Regions from separate parts of the Homo sapiens genome. Here region 1 is linked to region 2. Evidence: chromatin loops called from intact Hi-C (ENCODE). Cell type or tissue: PC-3. All regions are shown on one strand. Links, peaks and the distances in the headings refer to the core of each region. The heading gives the core; the rest is flanking DNA.

Region 1 (2,926 bases), core at 101-2,600, 110 kb before region 2:
ATGACTGAGTGTGGGGGGGATAATAAGGCAGATCCATGCCTGGGAAGGGGGGCACTCTAGGTCAGTGGCTCACTTCAGTTCAAAGACTCCCAAGTGCTTTGCCAAATGTTCATTAGACACACATGGCAGGTAGGATGTTCCCACTCAACCTTTGATCTTAATCTCCTTCACTGGGGTTAGACTTGCATTGTGGTTTGACAGCTTTCCAGCCACCCCTGGCTCCATCATCTCTATTTCCTTTCACATAGGCGCTTTCTCTAGTAAAATTCTTGCATGTTTAAAACTGTCTTGACATCTGCTTTTTGGAGGACCCAGACTAACAGAGTTAATATTTCAATTTTTTATTCGTTTCCTTATCATTAACGACTTCTATTCACTCTAAGATGACCATGTAGATTAGGGAACTGAATGTCAGAGCAGCAAATCCCTCTTTTCTAAGATGCCTTTCAGGAGTGTGTCCCACATACTAGGCAGTGTGCCAAGTCCTTTATATGCAGTCTTCCCTTCAATCTCCAACAGTGCTGTGAGATCAGTAGGATGACTTTCCTTTTATCCTATGATAGGTCATCCTACTAATGACTGTCCTATCATTTCATAGATAGGACATCTGAGGTTCAGGGAGGTTTAATTATTTGCCCAAAGGTCACACAGCCAAAAAGTGACAGCGTTCAGATTCTAGACTGTTTATTATTTCATTTAATTCTTCTCATAAACCCAATGGAAAATATAAGCAAGAATAAGAAAAGCTAACACTCACTGGACGCTTAGGTGTCAGGCACTTCCCATGTATTTTTTCATTTAATTCCTACCACAACCCCATGAGGGAGGTACTATGGTCCTCATTTCACAGACAAGAAAACTGTGGTGGGGAGAAGTTAGGAGATTTGCCCAGGGTCACCCAGCTAGGAAGTGGCAGAGCCAGAATTCCTGCTGGGACCAACTGGCTCCAAGAGCCCATGTGCTCCCTCCTTCTTGCCTCCCACTCGTGGCAATACTGTCCCAGCCATACGGAAAGGTGCTTTACCTTAGCTGCTATTCATGTGGTTTTCTCTGCATCCGTTGCTACCCATGAAGGGAATTACAACTCAGGAAAACTGACCTTTTCCACTTCTGATTCGACTCCAGACACAGGTCTAGTCTTGTTTCAGAACCCTCTGCTTTTCATTTCATTTGAATCCATGTTAAAACACAATAGCCTACATATCCAATGTCTTACAATTGAACACTAAGAAGCCACCAAGGATCACATTTATTGTGTTTATATACAATGTGTTGACACAGAAATTTACAGCAAATAAAAAATTTACAAACCGGACATATGACTCCATTTAAAAATGACTCATATTCATAGTTATAGATTTGGAAAATATAAAACCAATTTATGTGTTTATGATCTCTTAGTGGCAAGTTTACAGGTGGTTTTGTTTAAAGTATCATACAGAGTAACTTTGCTCTTCTAAAAATCCTCTGTTCTCTGCCTATTCCTTTCCTCCCTCATATCCCCTGGCAACCGCTGATCTTTTTACTGCCCCCATAGTTTTGCCTTTTCCAGCATGCCATATTAAATTCCCAGGAGTAGGATTGCTGGATCATATGGTTTAAGTATGTTTAGTTTTGTAAGAAACTACCAAAATGTCTTCCGAAGTGGCTGAGCCATTTTGCGTTCCCACCAGTAATGAATGAGTTCCTCCAAGCTGGGCATGGTGGGTCATGCCTGTAATCCCAGCACTTTGGGAGGCCAAGGAGGATAGATCACTTGAGGTCAGGAGTTCAAGACAAGCCTGGCCAACATGGTGAAACCCCGTCTCTACTAAAAATACAAAAATTAGCCGGGCGTGGTGGTGCATGCCTGTAATCCCAGCTACTCGGGAGGCTGAGGCAGGAGAATCACTTGAACCCGGGAGGTGGAGACTGCAGTGGGTTGAGATCATGCCACTGCACTCCAGGCTGGGCAACAGAGCTAGACTCTGTCTCAAAAAAAAAAAAAAAAAAAAAAAAAAAAGAAAAAGAAAAAGAGCTCCTCCACATCCACACTAGCATTTGGTGTTGTCAGTGTTCTGAATTTCCACCATTCTAATTGGTGTGTTGTGGCATCTCATTTTGTTTCCCTGATGAGATGTGTGGAACATTTTTTCATATGCTTATTTGCCACCTGTATCTTCTTTGGTGAGATGCCTGTTAAGGTTTTTGGTCCAATTTTAAAAGTTGCTTGTGTTCTTATTTGTGAGTTTTAAGGGTTCTTTGTATATTTTGGATAATAGTTCTTTATCCGTCTTTTGCAATTTTTTTCCTCCCAGTCTATGGCTTGCCTTTTCATTCTGTGACAGTGTCTCACAGAGCAGAAATTTAAAAATTGTAATGAAGTCTAGCTTATCATTTTTCATGGGTGGTGCCTTTGGTGTTATATCTAAAAAGTCATTGTGAAACCCAAGGTCAGGTAGATTTTCTCCTAAGAGTTTTATAGTTTTGCATTTTACATTTAGTTCTGTGATCCATTTTGTTAATTATTGGGAAGGATGTAAGATCTGTGTCTAGATTCACTTTTTGCATGTAGTTGTCTTAATTATTCCAGCACCATTTGTTGAAAATACTGTCTTCACTCTGTCACATTGCCTTTGCTCCTTTGTCAAAGATCAGTTAACTATATTTATGTGGGTCTATTTCTGGGTTCTCTATCTGTTCCACTGATCTGTCCATTCTTTGACCAATACCACACTGTCTTGATTACTGTAGTTTTATAGTATGGGTAGTGTAAGTTGGGTAGTGTAAGTCCTCTCATTTTATTCGTCTCCTTCAATATTGTGTTGGCTATTCTTGGCTTTTGCCTCTCCATATAAACTTTAAAATCAGTTTGTTGATACCCACAGAATAACTTGCTGGGATTTTAATTGAGATTGCACTGAATCTATAAAGTTGGCAAGAACTG
Region 2 (2,926 bases), core at 194-2,693:
AATTGTTTCCTGCTTCCCACAGGCTGGAAGGCACATGTGAAACTGAGCCCCTTTGACCATGGAAATGCAGGCCAATATACTAGCATACTGTCAAGCAACAAGATCTGGAATAAATAATCCTACAGAAAAGAGCTGCCTTACTAGCTTGGATCACTGACTTTCATGCTATTAAGATAAATAAACTTATTTAAAGTAGGTAGTATATTTGGGGGGCCTCTTACCATATTAGAATACTAATACAGTTTTCAAGATTTAAACAAATGAAAAATTATACTTCATTTTGTAATAATTTTCTTGTTTAGGAATCCCTTAATTACTTTAAGAAAAAATAGTTGGGCTATTGAGAATTAAAGTAAAAACCTGCTTGCTAGGCAAAAGAAGGATTAAATATCTACAGGCAATCCAAAAAAGGCTTAGCTGTAGTATGTGATGTTATTATACAGACGTATCTTAACATTTGGGAGGCTGTGGTGGGAGGATCACTTGAGGCCAGGAGTTCTACATCAGCCTGGGCAATATAGTGAGACCTCATCTCTACAAAAAAATAAATAAGTAAATAAATTAGCTGGGCTGGTGGCATGCACCTGTAGTCCTAGGTACTCGGCAGGCTGAGGTAGGATGGCTTGAGTCCAGGAGCTTGAGGCTGCTGTGAGCTATGACCATGCCATTGCACTCCAGCCTGGGCAACAGAGCAAGATCTTCTCTGGCGGGGGGCGGCGGTGGGGCAGGGGGGCAAATGTGTGTAACATATAATTATCACTGGTCTCTTCAAACATTTCTTCCTATAATTTTAATGCTGCTTTTGTCCTTAAAATAGTAACAGGTGTTCCAGTAAAGGGAGGTTGATATAGTGCCAATAATGTTAAATTGTTCAGTAAGCTAAGGGTTCTTTCTCTCACCACAATTAGCACAAGACCTTGTTTTTTATTCCAACATATACCACCCCAGGAAACAGAATGCTCTACACAGAAATTATTCAACAATTGTTGAAAGAGCTAACACAGAACCACTAAAGTAACAGAATACATGCAAAGATGTGTCCTAATTTAGTCATTTTTTTAAAAGAAAGGATACTTTGCCTAGGCTTTTCAGTGTTACTCATTAACACAGCAAACTTCCTAGAGTGTTTAAATATGATCAGATTTAGTCAAACTGAGAAACATCTATTGCACCAGATAAACCACACACATAGCACAACAACACAGAAAGTGAGTCATCTGTGTGTGAGGGATGTCTGGAATTCTATGACTCAATGCCTCTCGAATCCCATTAATGTGTTTTATGATTCATATGAACACAGTTTTTCCTCTCTGCAAATCAATTTGAAGAAAAGGGAGAAATACAACTGGCTAATTTTGAAAGAAAGAATTTATATATCATATTTTACTACAGTTAAACATTGAAAATTAGGTAATAAAATATTTAAGATTTCTTTCACCAAAATGTATTAAAATTAAAAAGTGACGATCCCCTTAGACACAGTAATTCCATTTTAAGGCTTTTTTAAAAAAAGCCTACATATCCAGATAAAATGATTAAGTATATTTATTGAATCACTGTAGGAGGCAAAATGCTAGTAACAACTTAAATGCCCACTAAATGGTTACCTAAAATTATAAAACACAAAAAATTCTTAATCTTTATTTAACTGACTCACAAGATTAACCAATATCCTCGGCTTCCTGAGTAAAATTAATAGATGACTTTGGCACATTAAATATTCTGACTAGTAGTTTACCACTAACAAGCCTACACAGTTTTGCTCCCATGATGGGGTATGTTTATCAAGGGTAAGCTGTGTTTGTTACCACAACTGAAGAATCAATAAAAGCAAACTACTGAAAAAAGGGAAGTGCTATTGAATTGGGTATGGCTGAGACAATTGGAAACACTAAGGCAAACAGTGAACAGTAAAAACCTTAGGGGTTTTGCCCTAAGATTATTTCTTAAGGGTCTAATTTCTCACATCAGCTACAGAAACTCAAAATGGAAGTTATAGATAATGCACTGTGAGTATGGTCTGAGCAAGGAAGAGTACACTGAACACCTGTCAGTGGACTCCACATCCATTGAAAAAGCCTTGGTCTAACTTAAAAAAAAAAAAAAAAGTTATGTACCTTATAGGCACTAGAAAGGATTTAACAAATTATGTTAGTGGAGAACACTTGCCATATAGGTTGTAGAAGACTTCCATATTGACTTTGGGTATGAGAATGAAGCACATTTTAGAACTACCTCTGACAGACAACTGTAAAACAACTGTTAAAACTAGTTCCAAGATGCATGCTATGATCCTCTTCCTCCAAGGAATACTTTGAAAACCTCTGTGGAACCTTAAAGTTTCAGATTATAATATGAAATATCATTAGCATTTATCAGAGCAATGTAACTTTAAAGAAAAATCATAAATAGTCCACATTTCTATTATCATCCTTAATAATTACTATGTATTGAATACATATATATACATATATATATATATATTAGATAGCATTACTGGGTACAGAAATCTAACTTAAACCAGTTTAGGCAAAATCGATTTAAAGGAAGGACACTGAAGCATCTAATGGAATTGAGCACTGAACAACCAAAATTGAGGAAAGGCAGGCATGTGGCTAGGTCGTAAGAACAATTGAAATCAAACACTTGAAACACTTTTGTCTCTGTTTCTTCTCTGCACATGAGCTGCTTTTTCTGTCTTCACAGAACACTTTTTTTCATGGTAGGGAATAAGCCATCCCAACTCCTGATATTTACTCTTAGAACTTCAGCAGCCCAAGGAGAAGTCTCTTAATTCAATCTCCCGGAAGAATATCTGATTGGCTTAATTTGGTGCTCACCAAATTTGCTCATAAATTTAATGCTTACTTCTATATTAACTGAAAGTAGGGGAAGATTAACATGGCAGTTCCTGTAGTAACTATGT

Evidence for each region. A loop is a pair of places that touch in the nucleus more often than their neighbours do. Peaks named below come from ENCODE experiments on the same cell type or tissue, not always from the same donor. Only the 100,000 strongest peaks of a DNase experiment are listed, where the experiment ranks them.
Region 1: it touches region 2 in a loop (7-fold over the local background); 1 of 110 quality-filtered maps calls a loop at or near these places.

What each region holds. Positions count from the first base shown.
Region 1 is chr3:15,659,292-15,662,217 of GRCh38, forward strand. It overlaps a transcript of BTD not described here. Among named protein-coding and RNA genes, the nearest start is that of MIR3134, 37 kb to the right of the region's middle. In PC-3, for the core only: no CTCF peak of the experiment used is centred there; no DNase peak of the experiment used is centred there; H3K27ac peaks cover 1,831 bases.
Region 2 is chr3:15,767,946-15,770,871 of GRCh38, forward strand. The region is part of intron 2 of ANKRD28 (ankyrin repeat domain 28); the gene reads right to left. Among named protein-coding and RNA genes, the nearest start is that of ANKRD28, 29 kb to the right of the region's middle. RefSeq lists a silencer at 1,035-1,084. In PC-3, for the core only: no CTCF peak of the experiment used is centred there; a DNase peak (open chromatin) is centred at 1,226; H3K4me3 peaks cover 1,298 bases; H3K27ac peaks cover 2,068 bases.